Linked DNA regions of Homo sapiens: region 1 is linked to region 2. The links are chromatin contacts, found by Hi-C or POLR2A ChIA-PET in ENCODE. All regions are on one chromosome and are shown on one strand. The core of a region is the stretch at or near the end of the contact, and the rest is flanking DNA. Distances in the headings are between cores, read along the strand shown. Region 1 overlaps RASA1 (RAS p21 protein activator 1). Region 2 overlaps LOC101929380 (a long non-coding RNA gene).

Region 1 (4,675 bases), core at 455-2,954, 72 kb before region 2:
TAAGAAAACAACATAGAATAGGTCCTCAAATAACATCATTTCATTGTAACACTGATAAGAAAAAAATTGGGTTTCGTTATATGTTGTTTCATATTTCTGCATTTGTCTTGAAAGAAGATTTAAAAATCTGTCAAAAAGAAAAGGCCTTCAACCTTAAGGAGGTATTTGTTGATACAAATATCTCTAAATAAATGCATACACAGAAGTATCAAAGCTCATTTCTCTATTGCCTGAGATAACCTCCAGAATGCATGCAAGTACATGAATATCCATAAATACTGAACTACCCAAAATAAACACTGTATTAAGTCCCTTAAGATGGCTATAACACCCTAATTCCTCCTCAAAGAACTTCATTCTCCTACTGAAACAATTTTTCTGAAGCATCCAGGAAGAAAAACAGAAGTGGGAATGTAGCATAGTAGTTAAATAGACTTAGGGGTCAAAAGCTTGGGTTTGTATCACTTGGTAGGCTCTGTGACTTGGGAAAGTTACCTAAAACCCTCCACATCTCAATGTTCTCATATGTGAAAATGTTAGCTATAATTATATTTAGGGGGATAGGGATATATACAGATGTATTTTAGATATATATAATATACAAAAACTTAACAGTGATTATTACCTTTGGTAGTAAAAGTAAGGATTGGTTTTTCTTCATATTTTCTAATAGTCTCCAAATTTTCTATAGTAAACATATATTAATCATATTTAGGGGAAAAGTGATTATTTAAAAATTATCTAGAAGCCAAAATGCCCAACATACAATCAAAACTCACCCATCATACCAAGAACCAAGAAAGTCACAACTTGGATGAGAAAAAGAAAATAAACATGTTAATGTTGATGTGTATTAGATGTTGGAAAGGTTTTTAATTTTCAATCAGCTATCATTAAAAACACTTCAACAATCAATTACAAATTCTTTTAAAACAGATTTAAAAAATAGAAAATTTCAGCTAAGAAAAAGGTTGTAAAACCAACCAAATGATGATAAAACAAGCTACAATAACAACCAAAAAAAAAAAAAACACAAAAAAAAAACAAAACTTACTAGATAGGTGAGGAAATGTTGATCAAAGGAGATAAATTTCAGTTAAGAGGAATAAGTTCAAGAGATCTATGGTACAAACATGGTGTCCATAGTTTATAATAATAATTTACTGCATACTTTAAATTGCTACGATTGTGTTTTCAGCACACACAAAAAAAATGCTGAGTACGTAAGGTAACGCAGGTTAATTAGCTCAGTTTAGTCATTCCACAATGTATACATATATCAAAATATCTGTTGTACACAACACACATACACAATTTTTGTCAATTTAAAAATTATTTTTTTCAACTTAATGGGCTCAATAGCAGATGACAGAAGACAGAATCTGTGAACTTGAGGACCAACAGATCAATAGAATTTACCCCATCTGAACAACAGGAAGAAAAATGACTAAAAAGAAGTTAAAAGTCTTGAGGATCTGTAAGACAGTAACGTAAGATCTAACTCCGTATCACTGGAGTCCCAAAGAAAAGAGCATGGAATTGAAAGGGTATTCAAAAATAATGGCTGAAAACATCCGTATTTGGAGAAAAACATAAACCTACAGATCCAGGAAGTGATCAAATCTCAAACAGGTAAACCCACAGAAACCCTGACATATCACTAAACTTCTGAAAACAAAGATAAAGATTTTGAAAGCAATTACAGAGAAAAGACACATTACCTTATAGGGGAACACCAATTCAAGTGGCAAGAGATTTATCATCTGAAACCACAAAGGACAGAAGAAAAGTGGCACAAAATTTTTCAACTTCTGAAAGAAAAGAATTGTCAACCATAAATCTTATTTGTGGTGAAACTATCTTTCAGGAATAATGGTGAAATAATGACATTTACAGGCAAAAGGAAAACGAATAAATTGTTACTAGCAGACATACCTTTAAAGAATAAGGAAATTCTTCAATAAAAGAAGGAATCTTGAAACACCAAGAAAGAAGAAAAAACAATAAGAAAAGCAGAAATGTAGATAAAAACAACAGACTATCCTTCTACTCCAGAGGTTTTCAAATCATAGTTGATGACTGAAATAAAACTTATAGGCAACAAAAGAAAAAAACAAGTAAGCTGGAATTCATCAAAATTAAATTAAATGCATCAAAAGACACTATCAACAAAACTAAAAAGTAGCCTGTGGAATGGGCAAAAATATTTGCTAATCATATAGCTGATGGGGGATTAATATCAAGAACATATAAAGAACTCCTACGAAAACAAAAAAACTCAACTCGAAAATAGGCAATAGGCTGGGGGCGGTGGCTCACACCTGTAATCCCAGCACTTTGGGAGGCTGAGACTGGTGGATTACTTGAGGTCAGGAGTTCAAGACCATCCTGGCCAACATGGTGAAACCCCATCTCTACTAAAAACACAAAAATTTGCCGGGCGTGGTGGCATGCGCCTGTAATCCCAGCTAGCTGGGAGGTTGAAACAGGAGGATCGCTTAAACCCAGGAGGCGGAGGTTGCAGTGAGCCGAGATCGTGTCACTGCACTCCAGCCTGGGCAACAGAACAAGCCTCCGTCTCAAAAAAACAAAAACAAAAACAAAAATGGGCAACAGACATTTCTTCAAAAAAAAGATATATATATAAATGGCCAATAAGCACATGAAAAGATGCTCAACAGCACTAATCTTAGGAAAATGCAAATCAAAACCAGTTACTACTTCACACCCACTAGGATAGCTATTATTAAGAAAATAGAAAATAAAAAGTGTTGGCACTCGGGAAGCTGAGGCAGGATAATCACTTGAACTCAGGAGGCGGAGATTGCAGTAAGACGAGATTGCAGTGAGACGAGATTGCAGTGAGACGAGATCACGCCATTGCACTTCAGCCTGGGCAACAAGAGCGAAACTCCGTCTCAAAAAAAAAAAAAAAAGTGTTGGCAAGGATGCAGAGAAATTCTAACCCTTGTGCATTGCTGCTGGGACTATAAAATGGTGTGGTCACTGTGGAAAACAGTATGATGATTCCTTAAAAAATTAAAAACAGAATTACCATATGATTCAGCAATTCCATGCCTGGGTATATACCCAAAATGAAAGCAGGCACTGGAACAGATATTTATATACCATGTGCACACTGGGAACCATAGCCAAAAGATGCAAGCAACCCAAATGTTCAGTGGATAACTGGGTAAACAAAAGGTGATATATACATGCAATGGAACATTATTCAGCCTCAAAAAAAAAAAAAGAAATTAGCCAGGCGTGGTGGCAGGCGCCGGTAGTCCAGCTACTCGGGATGCTGAGGCAGGAGAATGGCATGAACTGGGGAGGTGGACTTTGCAGTCAGCCGAGATCGGACCACCATACTCCAGCCTGGGCGACAGAGTGAGACTCTGTCTCAAAAAAAAAGAAAGAAAGAAAATTCTGACACATGTTACAATATGGGTTGAACCTCTTGAAACTCAACAATTTAAAAAAATCCAATTTGAAAATGGGCCAAAGACACAGACATTTCACCAAAGAAGGTATACAGATGGAAAAAGCACATGAAAAGATTTTTCAAGCTGGGCGAGGTGGCTCACGCTTGTAATCCCAGCATTTTGGGAGGCTGAGGCAGGTGGATCACTTGAGGTCAGGAGTTCAGGACCGGCCTGGCCAACATGGTGAAACCCTGTCTCTACTAAAAATACAAGAATTAGCCAGGCGTGGTGGCAGGTGCCTGTAATTCTAGCTACTTGGGAGGCTGAGGCAGGAAAATCGCTTGAACCTGGAAGGTGGAAGTTGTAATGAGCCATTATTGTGCCACTGCATTCCAGCCTAGGCAACAGAGCAAGACACTGTCAAAAAAAAAAAGAAAGAAAGAAAAAGATTTTCCAACATCATTACTGTGATGGTTAATATTAGGTGTCAGCTTGACTGGACTGAGGGATGCCTTGATGGCTGGTGAAGCATTGTTTCTGGGTGTGTCTGTGAGGGTGTTTACAGAAGAGACTGGCATGTGAGTCAGTGAATGAGGAGAGTAAGACCCACTCTGGGTGGGCACCATCCAATGCAGTCGGCTGCCAGAACAAAGCAGGCAGTAAGAGAAACAGAGCCAGCGTGCTGAGTTCCCCATCCCCTTCTAGTGAGGGATATTTTGCTTTTGCCCTCAGGCATCAAACTCCAGGTTCTTTGGTCTCTGGACTCCAGGACTCAGGCTAGCAGCCTCCCTGGGGGTCTCAGGCCTTTGGCCTCAGACTGTCAGCTTTCCTGGCTTTGAGGCTTTCCAACTTGGATGTGGTACCAGCTTTTTTCATTGGCTAGCTTGCAGATGACCTATTGTGGGATTTTGACTTTGTAATGGCATGAGCCAATTCTCCCTAATAAACTCCCTTTTATATATGCATGTATCTTATTGATTCTCTCTGGAGAACCCTGACTAATATAATTAGACATTAGAAAAATGTTAATCAAAATCACAATGAGATATCAGTAAAAACAGAAAGGCTAAAATAAAAAATGATATCATCAAATGCTGGTTAAGACACAGAGAAACCGGATCTTTCACACATTGCTGGTGAGAATGTAAAAATATATAGCCATTATAGAAAATGCTGGCAATTTCTTATAAAAGTGAACATGCAACTATCATACAATCCAGTAATTGTACTCTCGGGGACTTAACTGACAG
Region 2 (4,794 bases), core at 1,556-4,055:
GCTCAAGGAAATAAGAGAGTACACAAACAAATGGAAAAACATTCCATGCTCATGGATAGGAAAAATCAATATCATGAAAATGGCCATACTGCCCAAAGTTATTTATAGATTCAATGCTATCCCCATCAAGCCATGATTGACATTCCTCACAGAATTAGAAAAAACTACTTTAAATTTCATATGGAACCAAAAAAGAGTCCAAATAGCCAAGACAATCCTAAGCAAAAGGAACAAAACTGGAGGCATCATGCTACCTGACTTCAAACTATACCACAAGGCTACAGTAACCAAAACAGCATGGTACTGGTACCAAAACAGATATATAGACCAATGGAACAGAACAGATGCATCAGAAATAATGCTGCACATCCACAACCATCTGATCTTTGATAAATCTGACAAAAACAAGAAATGGGGAAAGGATTCCCTATTTAATAAATGGTGTTGGGAAAACTGGCTAGCCATATGCAGAAAACTGAAACTGGACCCCTTTCTTACAACTTATACAAAAATTAACTCAAGATGGATTAAAGACTTAAATTTAAGACCTAAAACTATAAAAACCTAGAAGAAAACCTAGGCAATGCCATTCAGGACATAGGCATGGGCAAAGACTTCATGACTAAAATGCCAAAAGCAATGGCAACAAAAGCCAGTAGTGACAAAAGGGATCTAATTAAACTAAAGAGCTTCTGCACAGCAAAAGAAACTATCATCAGAGTGAACAGGAAACCTACAGAATGGAAGAGAATTTTCTATCCAGCTGACAAAGGGCTAATATCCAGAATCTACAAGGAACTTAAACACATTTACAAGAAGAAAAACAACCCCATCAAAACATGAGTGAAGGATATGAACAGACACTTCTCAAAAGAAGACATTTATGTGGCCAACAAATATATGAAAAAACACCTTATCAACACTGGTTATTAGAGAAATGCAAATCAAAAACCACAATGAGATACCATCTCACGCCAGTTAGATGGCAATCATTAAAAAGTCAGGAAACAACAGATGCTGGAGAGGATGTGGAGAAACAGGAATGCTTTTACTCTTTTGGTGGGAGTGTAAATTAGTTCAACCATTGTGGAAGACAGTGTGGCGATTCCTCAAAGATCTAGAACCAGAAATACCATTTGACCCAGCAATCCCATTACTGGGTATATACCCAAAGGATTATAAATAATTCTACTATAAAGACACATGCACACGTATGTTTATTACAGCACTATTTGCAATAACAAAGACTTGAAACCAACCAGTTTATCAATGATAAACTGGATAAAGAAAATGTGGCACATATACACCATGGAATACTATGCAGCCATAAAAAAGGATGAGTTCTTGTCCTTTGCAGGGACATGGATGAAGTTGGAAACCATCACTCTCAGCAAACTAACACAGGAACAGAAAACCAAACGCTGCATGTTCTCACTTATAAGTGGGAGTTGAACAATGAGAACACATGGACACAGGGAGGGGAAGATCACACACCAGGGCCTGTTGCTGGGTGGGGGCAAAGGGAGGGATAGCATTCAGAGAAATACCTAATGTAGATGGTTGACAGGTGCAGCAAACCACCATGGCACATGTATACCTATGTAACAAACCTGCATGTTCTGCACATGTATCCCAGAATTTAAAGTATAATAAAAATTATTTTTCTTTATGTAAATGTATTAAGTAAAAACTGAATCAATTTCAGAAAAAGATGATAGTATTGGTGATACTAAGACGAGGCAAAAAGTGAAGAGGAGACAGAAATGACTGAGGATTGGCAAACATTGGCATAGAATAATAAGAAACTTGACCTAGTTGTCTGAAGGAGATTCTGGCAACTAACTTATTAGCTAACCTTGGGCCCATCACTAAATGATTCTGGTTTCAGTTTTCATATCCTCTAATTGAACAGTTTGAGCTAGATAATCTCTAAGATATTTTTTAGGAATAAACTGCAGAATATAATTATAATGTTAATAAAGATGAAGGTGAGGGTAAGATTAAGATAAATTTTACTGGCTGGAAATATGTCTTCAGGCCAATTAGATTTTGTGCCTTTGATTTTCAGGTGAGTCTCTCCAGAGGCACAGTGATCAAGTCAGCTAAATTTATTATTTGTGTATTCCCTCTCTCTTTTTATGACTTTTCCTTCTCCTTGGTCTCTTCTAAGTAGCCAATTTCTGCTTGATTCTCCAGTCTACCCAGAGAACTCTGAGGCCCCAACAGTCATCCCAATCTGAGGTTTCTAGGGTGGGTCTAACTTCTGTCTTTCTTACTGTTCTTTCTAATCAGAGTGCACCTATATTGGTGAACTGGCACTATTGGGACTATTTCTGCCCCCATACCTCCATGTTTTTTTGTTTAGTTTTGTTTTTAAAGGAATCCTCTATGTTCCAAGCCTAATCCTGAGGCAGTCCCATCACAGCCTCCAGGTATGGGATGGCAAAATATTTGCCAGAAATTCCCCCTGATAATTTTGGCATTCAGTCAGGTTGTGCCTCTGAAAGACTCACTATACAATGTAAAGTAAGCCCATTTTCCATTCACATATTTAACTGTACTTTTCTCTTCTACATTTTTAGTCAAAGATTGATTTTTGGTACAGGTATTCATACAAATTCAGTCCACTTTCGACTGAGATCAATGTGGGTTTCCCAACTACATTTTTTTTTTCATCTAGCTATGCTATATGTGATTTTGTTTCTACCACATTAGAGAGTTTTTATTTCTTCTTGGTTGGCTGGCTTCCCAGTAGATCCAGATATTGAAAAACAGGTTAGATTAGTTTAGTCCATGTCTGTCAAGCTCAAGTTCTTGAGGTGGAGGAAATGATTTAAATAAATCTCACTCATTTTGAAACAGCTCTATCAAAGGCTGTCTACAGAATAAGGCCTGTCGATTTCAAAATTACTATCATAAATGAATACCATGGCAGTCTGCTGCCAAATTTTAAAATTTCCTTTAGGTGTCTGTTTGCCAAATCTAAATACCAGCCTTTCATCACCATTTAATTAAAAAAATCTAGAATATGAAAATTCAATGAGAACTATTTCTGCTTATTTGTCTATATGAGTGCTTTTATTTATATTTAAGAAAAATATTGCAAGTATAAATCACCCAAAATACACAATTTGTATGAGGATCACCTCCAAAAGGCACTGGCTGTGGAAAAAGTAGTCTCTTTCCCTTTTATATATTATGTGATGCTAACGTTAATTGTTCTTCAATTATAGCTGGACTAGCAAAGCAAGTGTGCTAAGGTAGGTATGAGGAAAAGTGGAATTTGGGAGACTTGTTATACTCAGTTACGATGGGTTTAAATCTGGTTTATAGTTGCTATTATAATTATTTTCTTTTTTTTTAAATTTTAGCCCATTGGTCATAGAAAAGGATTATCTGGGATTGTTTGGCTAACTCAGAGAATTCAAGAGAAGGTTAGGAAGTTTATTTTCCTCCAAGTACATTAATAATAAAATAACAATGACTAAGGGCTTAGTTATGATTATCTGTGCTTTCAGTCCCATTTCTCTTTTGGATGAATGTGAAGCAAAGTTAAAGTAGAAAGCCAAGAAAAGAGCTAACCTCTATCTAGCTCAGATCCTAATTTTTTTTTTTAAAATTCAAGTCATTTATTTGCTCCAGTTAGCTGAATTATATACTGTGCTACAGACCTTATACTCTGACTTCTGGGCTTGGTTCTGTGAGCCTGGGAGGCTGAATAGAAATTAGTAAGTTTGGCGTTTTGGGGGACAAATGATACAGAGATTCAAAATGCACATCCTAAATACCGTCTTGGTCAGGTCACTTCACCTCCCTTAGTCTCAGTTTTCTCATTAGTAAAATAGGAAAATAATACTTCCCTGTAGGGGGTGCTTAGTGTAAAGATTAAAGTTGATTTATATGAAATGCATGATGCTTGGCAATGTCAATGTTTAAAAAATGTTCGTTGTAATAATTCATGTAAGTAACAGTAAGCTATAAGTATAGCCTGTATTATTTGTAGATGTTGGCTGTAATAATTATCATTGTTCAAATCAAAGCCAATTCCTAGTTCTTAGCCTTATGGTAGGACATTTTTCTCTGCTACTGTAATAGTGTTGGAACCATAAACCTTCCTTTTAATTATATGTTATGCAAGTGGAACAATTAGTAATGGCTTTATAAAGATTACAAATCTACTTATAAAATAAATCAACCACATAGGAATACCTTCATTATCCATTTTCTTACACTGGGACCTAATTACTTTTAAGGCTCCTAATATAATTTCAGCTCTATGAAAACCAACTAACAACTTCTAATAATGCATTTGATTCACAGTTGTTGATTTGCATTACCATGAATAGTTAATAAATAGAACAGAAAGCTTTCTCTTCTTAGGACTTATTAGTCTCCTTGATTCATAATTATTAATGGTCCATAGAATACAATGTATAGTTTAATTACAAGATGTCATAATCACAGTCCTAAGATCTTATGATAAAGATAATAAAGGAAACTGCAAGACTGATTCCACTGAATTGCATAATGCTACCATGAAAGCTCCACAAAGGTAGGGATCTCTGTTTTGTTAACTTCTGTAGTCCCAGGGCTTAAAACAATTACTGGCATGGAATAAGCATTGAATAAATATTTGTTGAATAACTGAGCTAGACTAATTATGATATCAAGAAGCAGGGTTTTTTTAAATAAATATTTTATGTTTAAGTTTTGTGTCTGAAAGCCACGCCAGATAATACATAAACTTGATATTAACACTTAAAGAATCATAAAATGCACCTTTGTGACTAATTC

Evidence for each region. A loop is a pair of places that touch in the nucleus more often than their neighbours do. ChIA-PET counts read pairs that join two places held with the same protein, here RNA polymerase II (POLR2A).
Region 1: a map of heart right ventricle shows a loop between it and region 2 (13-fold over the local background). The contact joins two enhancer-like sites. A Hi-C loop is called at or near these places in 1 of 168 maps with a recorded cell type or tissue (heart right ventricle). POLR2A ChIA-PET finds 5 or more read pairs at or near these places in 3 of 52 experiments (CD4-positive, alpha-beta T cell, RWPE1 and naive thymus-derived CD8-positive, alpha-beta T cell).

Annotation. Positions count from the first base shown.
Region 1 is chr5:87,279,505-87,284,179 of GRCh38, reverse strand. The region is part of intron 1 of RASA1 (RAS p21 protein activator 1); the gene reads right to left. Among named protein-coding and RNA genes, the nearest start is that of RASA1, 14 kb to the right of the region's middle. Within about 2 kb of position 1,704, at least 3 of the 41 ENCODE cell types and tissues checked have a DNase peak (open chromatin) inside an H3K27ac peak, as active enhancers do.
Region 2 is chr5:87,208,947-87,213,740 of GRCh38, reverse strand. The region is part of intron 2 of LOC101929380 (a long non-coding RNA gene); the gene reads right to left. Among named protein-coding and RNA genes, the nearest start is that of LINC01949, 28 kb to the left of the region's middle. Within about 2 kb of position 2,805, at least 2 of the 41 ENCODE cell types and tissues checked have a DNase peak (open chromatin) inside an H3K27ac peak, as active enhancers do.